Linked DNA regions of Homo sapiens: regions 1 and 2 are each linked to region 3. A link is an interaction called in ENCODE POLR2A ChIA-PET data of the cell type or tissue named here. Cell type or tissue: Panc1. All regions are shown on one strand. Region 1 overlaps WNT7B (Wnt family member 7B). Region 2 overlaps ATXN10 (ataxin 10). Region 3 holds the start of PRR34 (PRR34 long non-coding RNA).

Evidence for each region. ChIA-PET counts read pairs that join two places held together with the same protein. Peaks named below come from ENCODE experiments on the same cell type or tissue, not always from the same donor. Only the 100,000 strongest peaks of a DNase experiment are listed, where the experiment ranks them.
Region 1: POLR2A ChIA-PET joins it to region 3 with 7 read pairs; 2 of 35 experiments call an interaction of 5 or more read pairs at or near these places.
Region 2: POLR2A ChIA-PET joins it to region 3 with 8 read pairs; 1 of 35 experiments calls an interaction of 5 or more read pairs at or near these places.

The regions. Positions count from the first base shown.
Region 1 is chr22:45,958,808-45,962,807 of GRCh38, forward strand. All of the region lies in intron 1 of WNT7B (Wnt family member 7B), which reads right to left. Among named protein-coding and RNA genes, the nearest start is that of WNT7B, 16 kb to the right of the region's middle. In Panc1, no CTCF peak of the experiment used is centred here; no DNase peak of the experiment used is centred here; H3K27ac peaks cover 2,737 bases.
Region 2 is chr22:45,829,029-45,833,028 of GRCh38, forward strand. All of the region lies in intron 10 of ATXN10 (ataxin 10), which reads left to right. Among named protein-coding and RNA genes, the nearest start is that of MIR4762, 71 kb to the left of the region's middle. In Panc1, a CTCF peak has its summit at 2,667; DNase peaks (open chromatin) are centred at 2,193 and 2,503.
Region 3 is chr22:46,053,258-46,057,257 of GRCh38, forward strand. The region is part of intron 1 of LOC124905135 (collagen alpha-1(III) chain-like); the gene reads left to right. PRR34 (PRR34 long non-coding RNA) reads right to left here and starts at 968. Exons shown (of 2, transcript NR_165243.1): 1 at 493-968. PRR34-AS1 (PRR34 antisense RNA 1) reads left to right here and starts at 589. Exons shown (of 3, transcript NR_027034.1): 1 at 589-663; 2 at 3,590-3,688; 3 at 3,805-4,000. RefSeq lists silencers at 359-478, 719-878. In Panc1, no CTCF peak of the experiment used is centred here; no DNase peak of the experiment used is centred here; H3K4me3 peaks cover 3,803 bases; H3K27ac peaks cover 3,551 bases.

The DNA of each region.
Region 1 (4,000 bases), 94 kb before region 3:
CACTTGTCCTCCTGGAGAGCCACCCTCCCATGTAAGTCAGGGGCAGGAGGCTGCATCTGGGGCCAGGCTGTGTGGGGTGGGCCTTCCCTGAGGAGCTCTTGGAGAAGGAAGCCCCCCGACGGGCACCCAGCTGCAAGGAGTCTCTCAGGCTCCAGACTGAGTCACGGGCCCTCCCCGAACAGGTCCGAGCCCCCATAGCTGGGTCCAGGATGGCAGAACCCTGTCTTACTCCCCACGATATGCTGGGCCTGGTGCAAGGCCAGGCGTGGCAGAGCCTCAGCTGTCACCGCAGAATGAGTGAATGAATGGTGGGTGACGAGTGGCTGACAGACACATGCGGGAGACACTCTTCCCCGACAGAGGCCCCGCCTGTGCAGGCAGCAGGATGGGGCATCTGGGACACCCTCAGCAGGGCTGGGGCTGCAGGCTGGACAGGGGGTGGGCAGCAGCGCGGCCGTGGGCTGTCCCCTTGTCACTCAGACTGTGTAACAGGTCAGTCGAAACCAGCTTGCACCCCCACTTCACATAGGGTTGAGAAAATGCCCACGGTCCACGTCAGGGCCCTGCGTTTAAAACTGGGGGATGGGGTGGTGAGGATTATGAGGGTGAAACCACCCAAAGTCGCCCTCGAGAGGGCACAGCTCCCCGCCAGCAACAGGACAAGCTGTGTCTTTCTGGTGATGAAGCCTGGGAGAAGTCGGCTGTGCTATGACAAAGATGTGGGCTCGTGTCCCGAGGAGGCCTGGGAGCCAGGCACCTCCACCTCAGTATCCCGTTTCTCCTCCAAATTCCCAAAAACCGACCCCACAAACCACAGCCCAGCTCTGTTTTGCCAGTGGGGGTGCAAATGACCCCACAGCAGCAGAGACTCCTCCCACCTGGGTGGACCCCCGCTCTCCCGCCTCGCTCTGGACTGGACACCGGCTCCCAACCTGGCACCCAAGCAGCCCTAGTGCTGCCTACCCCACCCAGTTCAGGGTGGAAGTAGCCCCCTACCCCGCCACTGAAAGCATTCCCCAGAAGGACCGGGGCAGCTCTCCGTGGGGGAGACACGAGATCTGACTTCTTCCTGGAACCCAGCTGGAGCCTGCCCGGGCCTCAGCATCCCAGACCCCCCAGAGCCACAGGAGCCAGAAGCGGGAACCCTGGGGCCATCTGCCCTCCCCCGCAGATAACATGGACCTCTATCAAAAAGCTCATCAGAGATCAGAAAGGCTTTCCCCAGCATGCCCCGCTCTGCCCCCAGGGCACCCACCATCCTGCCCCTGGCATGGACCCACGCGCCACCCTGACACCAGCAGGATCATGGCCTCGGGGCCTGCCTGAGCCACCTCCCAGCCCCAGCCCAGGCTGCTTCTCCTTGGCCACTTTGGCCAGGTGGCCCCAGACCTGCCCCCTCAGCCCTCACTCTTGCCCACACCCGTTCCTCCTTCCTCGCATGCTGGCCCGCCCCCGACCTGCTGAGCTCTCCACTGCAGAGACCCCTCCTTGGGGAGGCACTCCCACCCACCAGCCCCCTCTGGGAGTGCCCAGACTCTGTGCTTGACCTCTCAGGCTGTCCTAAGGCCACTGTGTCAGCGGCAGACTCCCCAGGGCAGGGGTCCCCAGAATTGCCCAGCACCTGGCCAGGCCCTACGCTCACCTTGGTCATGAGCCACCCCACCCCCCCAGCTGAGGGAGCATGGGCAGCCCCCTCCCCAGCTCTCTGGGTGGCAGGGACAGGCTGGCTGAGCCTGGGCCTGATCTTCAGCCTCCCTCCCGGCCCCTGGCCCTGGCTGCCGGGCGGCCCTGGGCTCCTGCGGCCCACGCTTCTGGCCCGGGGCGCTTTGTAATTCTTCCTTCTCAGGCATCTTCTGGCAAAAATATCTGAAGAATGTTCCAATTATCTGTGATCAGCCAGGGAGGCGGGCCTGGGTCCACCCATCCAGGAAGTAAGTCAGCAGATACCCGGGAGGACAGCACCTGGCCTCCGTACCCACCCAGGGCCGAGTCCTCGCCAGCCTCTTCCTTAGGTGGGCAGAGGGTTGGCCCGGAACTTTCCATCCATATAGGGGCTCTTCTATGGCTTTGGAGCCAGCAGGGTTCCTTGGGGCTGAGTATGGGGCAGGGGCTGGTGGTGGCCTCAGTGTTCCTGCCTGTCAAATGGGGATAAGAATGTGGGCCAGGTCTGAGGTCATTCAGCAGACCCCATGAGCCACAGGCTGCAGACTGGCCAGATGGGTATCTACTCACCCAGAACAGAGCTCCACCTGCACCTGCCCCATAATGCCTGACCCCCACAGCAGCTCTGGCGCTGCCCTCAGAGGAGGCTGGAAGGGACGCATTGCAGCCCAGAGCTGGGCGCGCCGGTGAGAAGGAACCAGAGAGAATGAATAACAGGTCTGGGCTCAACAGCTGGTGCCCCGTCCTTTCTCAGGGCCCAGCTCCGTGGGGTGGAGGGGGGTGGGGCTTGGGCCAGGAGTTCCGCCCGGCCACCCCAAGGCTGTTCTGAGTCTCAGTTTTCCCATCTGAGAGCAGGGAACAATCACCTCTCCTTTGGCAAGTGGCAGGGGAGGCCCGGGAGGGGCCTTACACCTGTGGGGGAGGGACAGGCCCAAAGCGCTCCCCTTTCCAAGCAGGTTCATGGTGTGTGGGGCCCTGGAACCGTTTCCCACCCTGTCCCACCCTCTCCCCACTGTGGTTCCCCTGGCTGGTCCTTGCCAGCCTGACCTTACAGATGAGGAAACTGAGACTCAGAGACAGCAATCAGAAGAGAGCAGTGTGGGTGGGGGCCGGGGCAGTGCATCCTTAGAGGAGGCACAGGGAGCTGGGCAGGTGGGGGGTGGGCAAGGACGGGGCTGGGGAGAGCAGAGGGCTGACACCCCCAGGGCCCAGCTCAGGAATGAGGCCATCCCTCTGCTCCTCCCTGCCCCTCCCTGCCTCAGTTTCCCATCTGTGTAGTGAGGGGCTGAGGTGACAATCTGGGTACCTGCAGCTGTGTCCTAAAGAGGTTCGCTTGCTTGCTTGGGTTTGGGGTCCTGTGTTTGAGTTCTGCTCAGCCACTGGCTCTCGCTGGCCTCCCTGAGCCTCAGTTTGCCGGTCTGTTCAATAGGGAGAACTGGCCTGCTGGTGGGTGGGGCATCCTGCAGGCTGCACTCCACCACAGTCCCGCCTGCCACTCTTTCCACGCCACTGCTCTGCTCAGCTCTTGGCTCTCAGTGTTCCCAGGGAAGGGAGCAGAGCGTCCGCTTGCTCCCTCGCGCCCCCGGCGGGCGGCTGCCCTCCCACCCTCCCCACATAGCTGGCATTCCTGGCCTGGCAGCCTGGGACCCCACCCTGGAGAAGAACCAGACCGCCTGGGAAAAAGCTGGTGAAGAGCTGGGGGCCCCAGGCAGGGCTGAGGCCGCTGCAGGTGGATGAGCCACAGCCATGGGGTCCATTGCACCCCTGGCCAACACAAGGGGCCCGCAGCTAATGAGGTCAAGGGCAGACACTCCCAGCCACCATATCTGCTAAATCTGTGAAATGAGAGCCTCACCCACTCACTGTGACCTCCCAAACCACAGGACGCTGACCTCTGACTTCAGAACCTTCCAGATCTCTACCGGCACCCAGGGCCCACCAGGATGCACCAGGTGCTGGCCATACTGGACCAGCTCCTCCCCCTCCAGGGGCAGGTACCTTGCTCCCTCCAGCAGCCAGGCAAGATTCCAGACCCAGCTTAGTGCCTCCTCCTCCAAGAAGTCCACCAGGGTCTCTCTCAGTTCTCCCCTCTCCACTCCCTGCAGGATCACATCTGTGCTGGGCTCCTGAGGAAGCCGTTGGGACTGAAATTCAGCTATGCCCTTCCCCAGGTCTTACTCTGGCCCTTCTCTTTGCTTCCCACAGTACAGATGGGAACAGAAACACCCAGAGATGCCACAGCACCTGAGACCACACAGCTAGCTGAGACCCTAGCAAGGATGGGAGTCCCAGTCCTGGCCCTGGCCCTGATGCCACAGATCTGTTGGACGCAGGGGCG
Region 2 (4,000 bases), 220 kb before region 3:
CAAATGGAATTTATTCCTGGAATGCGGGGGTGGTTCAACATACTGAAATTGATCAGTGTAATACACCACATTAATAGAATGAAGGGAAAGAAACACATGATCAATTCAGTTGATGCAGAAAAAGCATTTGACAAAATTCAACATCTCTTCATGATAAAAAACACTCAACAAACTAGGAATATAATGAAACTGCCTCAACATAATAAAAGCCAGGAAAACCCAACAAGTGAAAAATCAACAGCAAACATAACTCCACGATGAAAGACTGAAAGCTTTTTCTCTAAGATCGGGAACAAGGCAAGGACGTCCACTTTCATCACTTTTATTCAATATCTTACTAGAAGTTCTAACCAAACCAATTAAGCATGAAAAAGAAAAGGCATCCAAATTAGAGGAAGAAGTAAAATTATCTTTTCACAGATTATATGATCTATGGGAAACCCTAAAGATTCCATCCCCCTCATACACAAAAACCATTAAAACTCATGTTTTAATGAATTCAGTAAAGTAGAACTATATAAAGTCAACACACAAAAATCAGTTGCATTCTATTTACTAATACTGACGGAATGGAAATTACAAAAGCAATTCCTTTTATAATAGCATCAAAAATAATAAAATACTTAGGAATTAACTTACTCAAGGAGGTGAAAGACTTGTACCATGAAAACTATAAAACATTGCTGAAAGAAATTAAAGGAGACATAAACGGGAACACATCGCATGTTCATGTGTTGAAAAACAATATTGTTAAGATGTCAGTACTGCTCAGAGCAATTACAGATTTAATGCAAGTCATGTCAATATCCCAATGAAATTTTTTGCAGATATAGAAAAACCCATTCCAAACTTCATATGGAATCCCAAGGGACATTGAATAGCCAAAACAATGTATAAGAAGAACAGAGCTGGAAGACTCACACTTCCTGATTTTGAAACTTATAATAAAGCTACAATAATCAAAACAATGTGGTACTGACATGAAGACAGACATCTGGACTAGTGGGACAGAATAGAGAATCCAGAGATAAATCTCCACAAATGTAGTCAAATGATTGCTGAAAAGGATGACAACACCATTCAGTGGAGAAAGCGCAGTCTTTTCAATAGATGGTGCTAAGGAAACTAGATATCCAGGTGCAAAAGAATGAAACTGAACCCTTACTTAACGTCATATACAAAAATTAACTCAAAGTGGATTAAATGTAAGACTCTTAGATGAAAATACAGAGCAGAAGCTTCACATGACATTGGATTTGGCAGTTATTTATTGGATGTGATACCAAAGGCACAGACAGCAAAAGGAAAAATGATAAATTGGACTACATGAAAATTTTAAAATATTTTGCATCATTCAACAGAGTGAAAGAATCATTCAACAGAGTGAAAATGTAATCCACAGAATGGGAGAATATATTTGCAAATTATTTATTTGATAAGGGATAGATATCTAGAATATATAGAGAATTCATAAAACTTAACAATAAAACAACCTCATTCAAAAATGGACAAAAGACTTGAGTACACATTTCTCCAGTAAGATATACAAATGGCCAAGAAGCACATGAAAATATACTCAGCATCACTAATCATGAGGAAAATGCAAATCAAAACCACAATGAGATACCACCTCACATCCATGAGGATAGCCACTATACAAAACAAGAAAAAAAAAAAAAACAAGTCTTGGCATGAATGTGGAGAAATCAGAACTCCCATGCATTACTGATGGGAATGTAAAATGGTGCAGCCATTGTGGAAAACGGTTTGGCAAGTCCCCAAAAAGTTAAAGATAGAATTACTATATATATGATTTAGCAATTCCACTTCTGGGTATATACCCGAAAGAATTGAGAGTAGTGTCTCAAAGAAGTATTTGTACACCATGTTCCTAGCAGCATTATGTGCAGTAGCCAAAAGGTAGAAGCAACCCAGGTGTCCACCAAAGGATGAGTGGATAAACAAAATGTGGCCTCTACATTTACTGAAATATGAGTCAGCTTTAAAAGGAAGGCAGTTCTGACACACACTACAACATGGATGAACCCTGAGGACCTTACACTTAGTGAAATAAGCCAGTCATACCGTGTCAGCTTATTTATAAGAGGTACTTAGAGTAGTCAAAATCACAGAGACAGAAAGTAGAGTGCTTGCCAGTGGTTGAGGGGAGAGAAGAAAGGGAATTACTGTTTAATGGGGACTGAGTTTCAGTTTACAAGACGAGTTGCGGAGATGGATGGTGGTGATAGACACACAACGTTGTGAATGCGTTTAACACTACCAATGTGTACTCTTTAGTATAGTTAGGATGCGAAATTTTATGTTACGTGTACCTTACCACAGTAAAAAAAAAAAATTTTGGAGAAAAATAAATGTAGGCAGCAACTGTACCTCAGACTTTTCCTGTATGTCTCAGATCCTCATCAGGGGCCTGAGCACAAAATAGTTTTCTAATTAATCATTCTTCAGGGTCAAAAAAAAGCAAACAGTTCTGTCTGTTTAACAGTAATATCTGACATTGAGTGCCTCTTTTCATGCCAGGCATTGTGATCTTATTTCATCTTTGCATCCATCCTATGAAACAATATTTTTATCTTCATTTTATAGAGGAGGGAATTTAGGCAAATGGTTTTATAACTGGCTAGGGCCACCAGCTGTTCGGCAGTGGAACAGCAATGCAATTTGAACCTCAACTTTCTGCCCACAAGGCCCAAGAACATAATCACTTTTCTGTACTATCGTTTGACATATTGAGAGATCATTTTGTCTCCCCCTCATTGGCGAAAGGATGTGAAGTCACGTGCCTGATAGAGGAGCGTGGTGGCCTTTAAGCCCACCCAGAGCCTGTGCTGGAGCTCCACTGTACCCATGGCTCTCAGGTGCACTGAGTGTGTTGTGCACATGGCAAACACCCCCTTCCGTCACCTGTACCCACCACCTGTCCAAGTTCATAGGTGGAACAACTGCCTTGGTAAAGTTGTGTAAATTGCCCAAAGCCGTGCGGCTTGTAAAGTGGCAGAGCCAGAATTGAACCCAAGTCTGTATTATTCCAAAATTTTATTCTCACCATTATGGACTCCTGCTCCCTTGTTCCACTCTCCACGCAGCTGCCCACAAGAGCTTCTTAATTTTTCTACTTCAGCTCTTTCGATGAGTTCTCATTGTGTTAGAATGCAGTACAGCAAGCTCCTTACCATAGCCTAAGAATCCCTGAAGGAGCTGGCCTTGACTGACCTCTGCTTCTTTTTATCCACTCTCCCTCACTCATTCTTCCCAGCCATACAAGTTTTTCTCATCAGTGTTCCTCCATGTGGAGGCGCTGTGTGGCCTGCTCCCATCTGCACCCTCCTCCTCAGCTCTCCAGGGGTCTGGCTTCTTTTCATCCTTTGAGTTTCAGCTCTGATGTTAATTCCTCAGAGAGGCCTTCCCTAACTCCCCTCTTTCCCCAAGTTGTCCTCTTGTAATTATGCTCTGTCACCCCTTTCAGACTTTGTTTTTTGGTTTAGGGCCTGCCTCTGCAAGTGCTAGAATGTAAACGCCCCAAGGGCAGGGACTGGACTATCCTGTTAGCTGTTGTCTTACCAGTATTGAGCATTTTGCCTTCGTATTTATTAAATGAATGAATAGATCATGATTAAATTTTTGAGAGACATTCAGATGTAAGATTAACAGTTTGAATTTTTGTTCATATCTAAATCCCTTGCTCCAACGCCAGTCTAAATATCAAGAGGTGTGTTGTTCATAGAAAAGAGGAAAACAGTGTTAAAGTATTAAGTTTCTGTAATTCAATGAATTTTCTCCCCAAAATGAAATATTCAGTACTTCAGAAATTTTTTAGAGAGATACGCGTCAAGGGAGAGTTTTAGAACTAAGTGTCACCAGCATGACCACTTGGCTTTTAAATAGTCTAAAGTGTTATAGTGAATGTTGGAGTTATTTATGTATTATACCTTTCTGCTGAAGGTTGTCCTGACTTTAAATGGATATAGTAGTGCTCTTC
Region 3 (4,000 bases):
GCACATTGCGCTGCCCAGAGTGTCCGGCTCCCCACCCCCACTGCTTTTCTTCCTTTTTGCCTTTTTCCTTCTTAATTAATCATACGCTGCTGCCCAATTTAAATATGGAAATGCCCAGGCCGAGGCGATGCAATTATTCATGAGGGCCGGGCGGCTGTCCGGGGCTCTCGGGCTGTGGGGAGTACCGTGGCATCGCCTCCGTTCTGATGTGTGTGAAATTATGTGCACAAAAGGCGCCTCCTTATCTGGGAGTGTGAACTAAATAAATAAATAAGGGCTTTTGTTTGTTTGCCGGCTCCTGCACATGGCTGCTGGGACTCAAGCGCTCGTGTTGTCTGCGCCTCTGTGGGACTCTGGGGACGGGAGGCAGGGGAGGCCCCCGCAGGCCGGCCAGGGGCTGGGGGCTGGGGGCCGGGGGCCGGCCGCCGGGCACCTGGGGCCCTCTCCCTCCCCAGGCACCACCCTCACCCCGCAGCTCCCCCCCATACACACCCTCGCTGGAAAGTTCGCCCTGCCCGGGCTGGGCTCCCAGGCAGCCTGGCACCGTGCCAGGCTCGCCGCCGAGCTCGGGCAGCAGGGTGGGGCAAACGCGGAGCACGGAGGACGGGGCCGGGCGACCTGGGCACCAGCAGGACCCGAGGCCAGGAGCCAGGGGCCCAGAAGGTGAGGGCACCCCGGGTGGGCGCAGGGTGGGCGCTCTGTGGGCAACGGGCCCTGCGGCCGGGCCCAGGAGCAGGCCTCGTTGCGGGGTTGGGGGGGGAGGTTGGAGCGGAGGCTGGCAGAGGAGGCAGGCACAAAGGAGGGCAGTGCCAGGCAGCTGTGGCCGACGCAGGCATCGCTGCCCGCCTGCCCCTAGCCGGCCTCCCCGCCGAGGGGAGGACGCGTGTGCAGGGGCCCGGGCAGGAGCGGCAGACACCGAGCCGCGGCCACAGGGCCAGCCGCACAGTCGGAGGAAGGGCCGGAGCGAGGCGGGGCCCGGGGCTGTCAAGGAGAAAAACATCCCAAGGCCTGCAAATTGCTGCTCTCAGCTTTTTTCCCCCCTCCTCCTGCTTCGCGGGGTGGGGGGGTTGGGGGGGGGGTGGTGGGGGGAGAAAGCAGCGCTTCCTCTGGAGGCGGATGCAAAAAGGATGCAGAATTTTAACCATCTCCTGCACCGGCCCGTCCTTCCTGAGCAGGGTTTGGGCCCAGGCCTGGCGCCGTGGCTCCCTGGGAAGGGAAAGGCCAGAGCAGCCGATGCCGGTTCTGGGGGACGCCGGAAAGCCCAGCCTCCTCTGCACCTCCATCCAGAACCGGGGGCCCCGCAGCACCTGCAGCAGGGGTGGAGGGTGGGAGGCAGAAGGGGCCTGGTGCTCTCGGAGGCTGCACCTCACGGTACCAGTCGCTACCCAGAGCAGCACGCCTGTTTGCTGGCCTGCTCTTGGGTGTTAAACATGGTGTCCAGGTCCCCGGTTGGAGACCCCAGCCCTGTACCGGGTGAGGGTCTTAGCTCCCACTGACTTGGGGCCTTCAACCACACTGGCATCCCAGGCCTTCCTCCTGACTGACTTCTGTTTTAAAAATAATGTGGAACGTTTTCTGGCATCTGGTGAGGGATTCACACACTGTTTACTGAGGGCAGGACTTAAGGAATGAGTTCAGAAGGTATCTATCTGGTCACTGGACAAACGGCAGGCAAGCCCCCTGTGCTCCTCGCTGGGTGAGACTCAGGGGCATGGGTTTGGGCATGGGAGCTCAGAGGGATGGTCTGGGCCCACAAGCCCACGAGGCATAGAGCCTAGGGCCCATGAAATGTTTTCATTTTAATTTCTTTTAAAATCAGAAGAAAAAATGACTATAAAAATAATGAATATACGACAATGAATTCGACCTGGTTTTATTGGCCTTTAGTCTGATGTAGTCATAAAATAGAATTTTTAGTATTTATGGAGGAAGGGAACCAGGAAGCCAAAAGTGCCCCGGCCCATGGAAGGCGGGTGTGGCCTGGGTTGGTCCTGTCTGTCCCAGGACAAAGGGTCAGATGTCTGGGTCCAGGGGGGGTTTGGAGGGCATCTGGGTGCCCTGTGAATCTGGCTTCCACGAAGGCTAGCTGGGACAGGTTGCTCCAGCCTGCGGTGGACAGGAGCCAGGGCTGTGTATGTCTGTGCGTGTCCGTGTATGTGCACGTGGGTGTGCAGGCATACTCGTGTGCATGCCAGTGTTTGACAAAGGATTCCTAGACACCTGCGTGTGTAAGTCCCAATTCTCAAAACGGGGAATGCAAGGCCAGGGTCAGGAGACAGTGTGGCTGCAAGGGCCTGGTATTCCTGACAATGATGGGTAGGGAGTGCCATTGTCTCCCTAGGAGAAAGCAGCCTTCAAGGTCCCAGCACCCCCAAACCCACGAGCTCACACAAAACAACGCGAGCCACAAATGCAAGCCACATCTGTCATTTAACACCTTCTAATAGCCACATTTTCAGAAAGTGAAAATAAGCGGGTAAGATTCACTTTAGTACTAAAATTCATTTTAATCTAATATAAATTTCCAAAATCCTATTTCAGTGTGTTGCTCGTATGAAACTGTGAACGGGATATTTTGCCATTTTTTCCATATTCGATTTGGCCTCTCCCCATTTCAATGGCTCCTTTGCTGCGTGTGGAGCAGCTACCACGGCGGTCACGTAGGTTTAGTAGGTCCCTGTGCCCCCCACTTCCCCACCCAGAGTAGGGGAGACTGGTTTTCTGCTTCTTTTTTGCTGGTGGCCCTTCCTGGCCAGGGAAAGGGATACTTCCACTGGCTCATCAGCCCCCAGCAACCCTGAGAGCTGAAAGAATGGATGTTGGGGCTGCAGGTTCCAGAATGAGGGGGGCTGCTGGAAAGGGTTCTTCGGCTGTGCTCCCAGACGCCAGGGGACGACACAAAGGGCTGACTTCAGACTCACAATAGTGGGGCGGTTAGTCACAGTGCCAGGGCAGCGGGCAAGCAGACAGAGCCCCCTGTGTCTGTGCCTGGTCGGGCTGGGCCCTGCAGCCCCCATTTCCCCAGCTGGCTTCCCACCCCACCCCTGCCCGCTCCCCACATTAACCCCCTGCCGCCTGCTGCCTACCTGGCAGCCTGGCCGGGGCTCCCTTGGCCAGGACTGGTTTCCACCAGCCACCCTGGCCAGAGGCGTGCTCCTTCTAGAAGCCGGGCTCAAGCCTGCATGATTTCATGGGCCTGTCTCGGGAAGCAGGCATTGGAACAGCTCCGTCACCGTGGCCGGGCAGCGTCCACGCAGCCTGAAAGGGGAGATTTTCATATTAGTTTAGAGGCTCCTCACTTAAAGATTTCATCAGCATTTGCGAGTGTTCGCCATTCAAGGACTGTGCATTTCTGGAAACAATGAAAAGCCAAAACTGTGAAAAATTAAGGAGTGGCCCTGAAGCTGGTGTCTGTAACTGCACATTTTAAAGTGAACAGACTGATATAAATATTTTAATCCTGTGCCTAGATAGATGGATAAGATAAAATAAATTAGTCATGTTCTGGCCCAGTCTGGAGACTATCTGAAAGCAAGACAAATGTCAGCATTTGCTGTTTAGGGGTTACAATTAAAATCTCTCCTTCTAGATTGAGCTTCTAGAGCCTCAGAGATGGAATTCGCCGTTTTGCCGCGATTTGGCGTTAACTTATTGACCCATGGGGAGGAGGGTCACTTCCCGTGAAAAGGTATAAAATGAAGTTGTCAGTCTCTCTTTTTAATTAAAAAAAAAAAAAATCTCTGCAAAGATTCTGCATTCTGGCTTCTCTTTGCTAAATTAAAGTGGCATGTGTTTTTATTTTAGAAGGCAGAGATGTTTTGCTGTGCCCAGTGTGAGGAAGCGAAGGAAAAGAAAGATCTTTTGAAAATGTGTACATCTACTTGCAGCTTGAAAATTCCAAGTGCCAGACATTTTTCTTGGAGGAAATAAATGTCTTCAATTTATTCATCTTACCTGTTGATTATGTTCTGTAATGATTTATTTTATAATTTAATCCTTG